Regions from separate parts of the Mus musculus genome. Here regions 2 and 3 are each linked to region 1. Evidence: chromatin loops called from intact Hi-C (ENCODE). Cell type or tissue: heart. All regions are shown on one strand. Region 1 holds the start of Lama4 (laminin, alpha 4). Region 2 overlaps Lama4 (laminin, alpha 4). Region 3 overlaps Lama4 (laminin, alpha 4).

The links. Hi-C counts contacts between places; a loop is a spot of excess contacts. Peaks named below come from ENCODE experiments on the same cell type or tissue, not always from the same donor. Only the 100,000 strongest peaks of a DNase experiment are listed, where the experiment ranks them.
Region 2: a loop joins it to region 1, with 2.4 times the contacts of the local background. A loop is called at or near these places in 5 of 42 quality-filtered maps.
Region 3: it touches region 1 in a loop (2.2-fold over the local background); 6 of 42 quality-filtered maps call a loop at or near these places.

Annotation. Positions count from the first base shown.
Region 1 is chr10:38,964,995-38,967,494 of GRCm38, reverse strand. Lama4 (laminin, alpha 4) reads right to left here and starts at 1,980. Exons shown (of 38, transcript NM_010681.4): 1 at 1,346-1,980. The coding sequence starts at 1,540. In heart, CTCF peaks have their summits at 1,348 and 1,920; DNase peaks (open chromatin) are centred at 1,464 and 1,954; H3K4me3 peaks cover 2,446 bases; H3K27ac peaks cover 2,500 bases.
Region 2 is chr10:39,038,701-39,041,200 of GRCm38, reverse strand. The region is part of intron 8 of Lama4 (laminin, alpha 4); the gene reads right to left. Among named protein-coding and RNA genes, the nearest start is that of Lama4, 74 kb to the right of the region's middle. In heart, a CTCF peak has its summit at 1,425 (motif pointing right); no DNase peak of the experiment used is centred here.
Region 3 is chr10:39,026,522-39,029,021 of GRCm38, reverse strand. Lama4 (laminin, alpha 4) reads right to left here. Exons shown (of 38, transcript NM_010681.4): 5 at 2,273-2,487; 6 at 326-400. Among named protein-coding and RNA genes, the nearest start is that of Lama4, 62 kb to the right of the region's middle. In heart, no CTCF peak of the experiment used is centred here; no DNase peak of the experiment used is centred here.

The DNA of each region.
Region 1 (2,500 bases):
CTTTTGAGGAAGCACCACTAGGACTTTTACTTAAGGATCATCTTGCATTTTATTTTTAATCAACAATAACAGCTGTAGTTATATTACCAGAAGGTAGAATTAGGAGCAACAGTTGAGACTTCAGTGACTTTTAGCAACTTGCATCACTACTTTAGCTGTATGATTGCTATAGACATGGATATATTAGTGTGGGCATGTGTGTGTGCTGTGTGTGTATATGCTGTGTGTATATGTTATGAGTGTGTGGTGTGTGTATGTGTGTGCTGTGTAGTATATGGAGTGGTGTATATGTGTGTGGTGTGAGTGTGGTATGCGTGTGTGGTGTGTATGTATATTTGTGTGTTATATGTTTGCTGTGTGTATGTGTGTTGTATGGTATGTGGTGTGCATGTGTGTGCTGTGTGGTATGTGGAGTGGTGTGTATGTGTGTATGTTGTGTGAGTGTGGTGTGTGTGTGTGTGGTATGTATATTTGTGTGTGTTATATGTTTGCTGTGTGTATGTGTGTTGTATGGTATGTGGTGTGTGTGTTGTACATGTGTGGTGTTAGGTCAGTTGATCTTTCCTTTCCCATGAACTTAGGTGACTTCATTTTCCTCCTCCTTCGCATCCCCCACAGCCTGGACATGCTACTGTAATCCAGGCGCAGAGGCTCTTAAATCACTTACTGTGGACCCATCCTTCTCCTCCAATGTCTACAGTTCAGCCATTTCTCAACTGAAAAGTCTCTTGATATATAAAAACAGTAGCTCACTGAATAAACCTTAGACCAGTAGTATATCCTGATCAGCTTTACTTTGGGAGTGGAGCTTGACTTAATCTTGCTTCTGGATTAGAATGGTCTGCTTTTGTTTAAGGTATCTGCCCTGAAATTTTCTAACAGCTTCCTTCACAGACAACCCCCACCCCCAGCACCCCAGCCTTGCAGAAGACCTTTTGTTTAGTTTGAGACAGGATAGGTCTTTTTAGTGATATTGCTCTCATTGTTCAAACAGCAAAGAGGAGCAGGGAGACAGAGAGGGGGCACTTACAGTAAGTGCCAAGGTTTGACAAAATGGCTATTGGAACACACCAAAAGACCACCACTGCATACTGCATACATTTCTCATGTAGTCTAACAGACCCACGCAGACATGAAGGGTACTCTCACTGGAAGCCTCAACTTTCAACTGACGTCCAAGTCAAACTTTCAAAACAGAGCCCTTTATTTCAACTGAGGAGACCTAGCCCAGATGAAAGCCTAGGTTATCAAACAGATGGGGAGAGAGAAAGAGGATTGTGGCCCAGCCCATAGACACGGTAGACACAGGTGTGGAGCGGGTTGGCAAAGGCAGGGGGTACTGTACCTCAGCAGCAGGCGGCAGGCGTCCCAGTGTCACGCCTGAGTCGCTAGTCTCCGATGGGTCTTGCCTGCCGACCACTGCGCTCCCCTCGATGTCAAAAGGAAACGCATTGCCGTCCCCTGACGCTGCGTTGGAGCAGACAGCACACCAGAGGAGCCACAGGGCCAGGACTGAGCACCAAGCTGTGCTCCAACCCATCTCTCTGCAGATATTCAACAGGGCCCTTCCTGGAGTGAAGGACCTGGAGGTCTTGGTGGGTACCCCCTAAGAGATGCAGTGATGCCTGGTGTTTTGTCTTCTCTGGACCTGCGGTATTTAGATCCAGGAGCCCAAGTTGCAACTTTGTTGTATTAAAGAAGAGGGAGTGAGAGTCAGCGTGGTCTCTTCTCTCTCTCCTGCTTGTCTTTCGCTTCCATCCACCTCTCTCACTTTGTCTCCGGTCTCCCGCCGCTCCTGAGACTTGGGTTCTGGGACTTACAGATGGATGGAGCTAGCGCCCTGTGAACATCAAAAGGCAGGGGAGCAGACTGGCATGAGCGAGGCGAGCGCTCCTGGCCACCTCCTCTCCCTGGCGGCTGGGACTGAGGTCGGCGCGGCTCTGGCTTCCTTCCCACACTCATTCTCACCACTCCCTTTCCACCTTCCCCTTCCAGGCCCTCCCACTTCAAGTTGGCTTTCAGACCCCGAGGTCAGGCCTTTCCTAGACGCCGCCTCCCCCTCCCCCTCCCCCTCGCAGTTTGGAGTCTCTCCAAGGACTCGAAATGAATATTCAGCGTTCCTGATTGCTTCCCCACATCCCTTATTTACGCAGCCAAGGCGCCGGATGTCTGATCTATATTTATATAGATTTGTATGTGGCCCCCACTAGTGTACAGGAAAGTGGGTGGAAAAAGGATTCCAGGGGCGGGAGGGAACCTGAGGTAGATGACCTCAGGAGCCAGAGGCATGGTGTCCATTTCTGGATGCGTTCTCCTCTCCTTTTCTAGGGATAGCCTGTGGCTCTTCACTGGCCACTCCTCTTCCTCTGTGGAGTCCTCACCCAGAGGGCTGGAGAGAATATCTTTCACTACAGTACTAGAAAATGACTTCATTATTGAAATGCATGAACTTTTATTTACAAAGAACATCTTGTTTTCCCTAAAGAGGTGCTTTGTGAAG
Region 2 (2,500 bases), 74 kb before region 1:
TGCATGTACATATGTGTGCACATATGCACATATGTGTGTGCATTTCTGTATGTGGTCACAGTCAGGAGATGATCAGTGGACATTATTTCCATTGCACTAAGGATATGCCCTTCCTTTTGACACTGGACAGGACAGATAGATTGATGAGTTATTGTAGCTAGGAGGAGTAGTCCTTCAACCTATATTTAATAAGGGTCTGCTTGCCTTTTCTGGTGCTTTCTTGGTTCAGCTTTGTGATAAAGAGCTATAATGATCACATGGCTGGCAGGCTGAAGTCATGTGGATGGAGTCCTGGGAGGCTACTGAGCAGGCTCTCCAGACTAGGGAAGTGGTTGCTCCAAACTCTCTTCTTTTATAGAGTTCTACTCAGAGGATTAGGGTATGAGAATAATGGCAATGTTTTTGCCCTTTCTAAGATAAACCAAGCAAATGTCCCTCTATAGTGGCTAAGGAAGGAGATGCTGAAATGTTATCATAGAGGAAACATTTAAAAATTGTACTGGTTAGTTTTATGTCAGCTGGACACAAGTCATCAGAGTGGAGAAAATGCCTCAACAAGATCTAGCTGGATGCAAGCCTGTAGGGTATTTTCTAAATTAGTAATTGATGGTGAGAGCTGAGCCCATTTGGGAGGGGGACTACTGGGCTGATTGTCTTATGTTCTACATGAAAACAGTCTAAACAAGACATGGGGAGCAAGCCAGTAAGCAGCATGCCTCCATGGCTTCCCCATTAAGTCCTACCTCTATGTTCCTTCCCTGCACAACTTCCTGCCCTTCCTGCATTTGATAATGAACTGTTATATGTAACTGCGAGTGAAATAAAGCTCTTTCCTCCCCAATTTGCTTTGGTCATGGTGTTTCATCACAGCAAAAGGAACCCTTAGTAAGACAGAAGCCATTTGTCAGCCAAGTCAGAAATTCCTTAATACAAAACGGGATATCTGCTAGAGGCAACATGGCCATCAGACTCTTCATAAACTACATTCCTTGACTGCACAGTCCCTTCTGAGTCATCACATCCCTTCCCCAGCACCAGTCTTCTCCTCGGCTTATCTAACGCTTTCTGGAGAAAAAAATTGTGTAATCGTTTAAAAATTAGATGACTTAGAAAATAAAATGAATCTTATTTTTCACACCACACTTCACCACTTTTAAAACATAAATATGATATACAATACATTAAAATGTTTATGTTTGATCCCATTTAAATGTTATATTCAGAAAAAACTAAACTCATTTTCTAAGTAGAACACACACACACAAACACACACACACACACACACACATACACTTTGGTCTTATACGTCAAAGAAATGTTCTATTGTTATGACTCTGTCTTTAAACTTTTAACTTTAAAATGTGAAGAGATGCATTTATAAGAAAACTTTTAGCTAATGAACACCAGAGGGTGCTGTGAGACATAAAGATGGACAGAATCCGATAGTCATCCATCTTTATCTGTACAGACATACTCATAGAAATAATGTAAAGTGGACATTTATTCCTGGAAATTAAAAAATTACCAAATATAATGCAGTATTTAGGGATTTTTTAAAAAGATCTAATGTTTTTCCTGGCGCTTTGCTTATGGAAGGAAAATAATGGTATGTGCATGCGATCAAACAGGTGTACCTTGCTTTAAAACAGAAATAAAAACATGTAGTTAAAACATTAACCATAGTTATAAACTTGTTGATTAATTACATCTTTAAAAAGAGTTGATCATGTATTCACCATAGTGGTGAATTTTCCTCATATTTATTTGAATTAAGCAATGATGATAACCAATCTGTAGGATCATCATGAATTTTATTATTTAAGTTGCAATTCTTTTGTGATTGAAAGTAAGGGAATTTTAGTCACTACTCTGGGGAACAAGTGTAAATGGAGACAGTAGGAATATTGGTGTGTTTCTTCAAACCTGAATGGTGGATGTCAACATTTGTGGGCTTCTCTTCCTTCTGTTTAGTGACATCCAGATACCTGTGTATCCCCCATCTTAGGTCTGAGCTGCTGACTTGAGTCTCCAGCTGTCTCTGGACATCTACAGGAAATTACCTCAAACTTAAATTGTCCAGAGTCATTCAATCTGTAGTTTTAATCTTACTCATCCATTCCACCCAGGTGGAAATTCGCTCTTTGCTCCTATAACTTCTAATTGGTCATATGACTTCTATCTAACAGGTCATGACTTCTAATTGGTCACATGACTTCTTTTTAATGTTTATTATTAGATATTTTCTTCATTTACATTTCAAATGCTATCCCCAAAGCCCCTTATGCCCTCCCCTCTGTCCTGCTCCCAACCCACCCACTCCTGCTTCCTGGCCCTGGCATTCCCCTGTACTGGGGCATATGATCTTCGCAAGACCAAGGGCCTCTCCTCCCATTAATGGCACACTAGGCCATCCTCTGCTACATATGCAACTAGAGAGACAGCTCTGGGGGGTACTGATTAGTTCATATTGTTGTTCCTCCTATAGGGTTGCAGAACCCTT
Region 3 (2,500 bases), 62 kb before region 1:
GATGGAGGCCACCAGGGACCTTTGCACAAGGTCCGTTACCCTGGAGCAAATACCAGCTGCTAAACCAGGGGTGGGAGTGAAACCCTTTCAGGGAAAGTGATATCACACTCATACATTTACTACTTATTGTGATGTGTGTGTGTGTGTGCGCAAATGTGAGTGTGGATGTCAGAGGGTATCTTGTGGGAATCAGTTCTTTTCTTCCACATTTTCGATTTAAAAAAAAAAAAAACTACAAATGGGTTGCAACACCTGTTAGCATATTAGAGAAATTGGTTAGTCATTAAGGTTCTGCTACTTTTCCTTATAGTTGGGCAGTTCTTGCCTGTAGGGACTTCAAATCCTTCTTCCAAGCACTCTCCGGTTACACTGTCACACGGGCCGCCCCCACAGTTGCACACTATGGGAGACAGAAACACAGAGTAAGGAGCCATCTTCTCATGCCTAAAACAAGACGGTGTTTCCATGGTTTCCAGAAATGCTGGCTACTGGTGTGCAATCCTGCGATGGGGATTAATTATATTTATCCTGAAGGGTATGGAGTCTGTGATAACATCCTTTAACCAGTTCAATGCAGGTAAGAGATGTTAAAAATAGGACTGGAAGCAAAACTGAATCTCGCTTTCCTAGGATTCTTTTCCCAACTCTTTAGGATGCTATCCTAACGCAACAGATGCCTCAGTCCCAAAAGGCCCAGGAAATTTCACAAGGAAACAAAGGCCACAGAGCTCAGCATTCTCCTTCCCTCACAGAGTCTCCACAGCAGCGAGGTCCCTGCCAGCTGTGAGGGAAGAGCCCCAGAACGGGACAGTGAGGAGGCCCAGGAGCAATGCTTGCCTCCTAAGTTTTGACCCCTGGCAAGAATGACTCCAAACTCCAAAAGAGAGGTATCTGGGGAGTGGATGCTAGGCATAATTCAGGGAAAGAATTGGAAACAAATTTACATGAATTTAAAAGGCTTTCACCTACTGATGGCTTTCTGTAATGCCTTTATAAAAACAAAATTCAATCTTATCTGGCTTTTCATTTTTTGCTAGTTCCCCCCCCCCCCCCCCCAGGGTGGGGAGCTGGCAAGGGTGGGGACTGAACCAAGCATATGGTTTACCACTGAGTTACACTCCCAATCCCCTCTGAGTTTTTGTGTGGAAGTAAATTTATAACATTTTAAGAAGAATTCCTAAGCTATCCTAAGCTGGTCATAAGTTGCAATAGAACTGTGAGTTGCCCTAACAGAATGATCATAGCAGATTAGCTCCAAGGGGCACATCACTTATTACACGTCAGCTATGCAGTGCTCCACACAATGCAGACTTATTAGACCCCGCTGCAAGCTTGTGCTCTATGGCTTCCCACACGGTGTCATCTAGGATCGACCTGCATCGTTGTTATTTAAATACAGGCTTGGTACTGCTTTGAGAATAATGGCACCAATTTCTAAGGCTTTATTTTTTCTGACAGCACTTCTAAGGCCCCCGACCCCACGTCTGATTGACTGGACAGTCTTCCTTGTGGCTCTGGAAGTGTTTCTTTTCCGCAGGTATGCTTATTTTCATTGTGCCCAGGTCACAAGTGCATTCTCCTTAATTTTAAACTCTTCCCTTTGTCAGTCTTTCAAGTGATTCTTTCAACAGGGGTTTTCCAGAATGCAGGCTGTAAGTGCACCAGGCCCCCTTCTCCCCTGCCCTTCCTAATAGCCAACCAGGGGGAAGCACTCAGCTTCAGCCCCGCTGGAACGAAAGCAGTTTAACTTCCCTTCTGAAGAGCTTCAGTCCATGCAGCAAATGTACGGGAGAAGTGCACACTGCAATCGAACTGAAGTCTAACCCATTAGATTTCTTACACTCTCAGAGAGATACTGACTGACAATCTGAGGAAATCTAGGGGGGCCATGCGTGCTCATGCTTTGCAAATTTACTCAAATGGAATGTTAATTTTATTAAGCATAAGTGAGAGAGGAGACAGCTTCCAGTACAAAAATAATTCACTTGAGCCACACCAGCTACCACTTTCCCTTCAATCAAAATCACCAATGTGAATAGAATAAGACAGAAATCACTCCGCTGATGTCTCTTGTGAATATCCACCCACGAGCTAAGGTTCATTGGTAGCCTCGATGAGAAGTGTAACTGGGGTAAATGTTGATGTATATTGCTCTAGATAAATGTCAGGAGGACACTGGCAATATTTCCTCAACAGAAATTCTTCACCTAAGTCAGTCCTGGTGGAGAGCTATGCTGGCCAAGCAGCTGGTCGCGGGACTTGGGGTCTGTACCTGCACAGTTCTTGGCTGTCCTGGCGTCTCCATAGTAACCAGGTGCACAGCGTTCACACTTGAATCCGGTGGTATTTCGTAAGCAGTTCCTGCACTGGCCAGTGATTTCATCACAGTCTTCAAAGATCAGGTTGGGATCCGAATTTCCACTGCAGTCACATTTCTTACAGGTGCTTCCAATGAGTAAGGGGTTTCCATAGTAACCAGGAGCACATCTGAAAGGTGTTA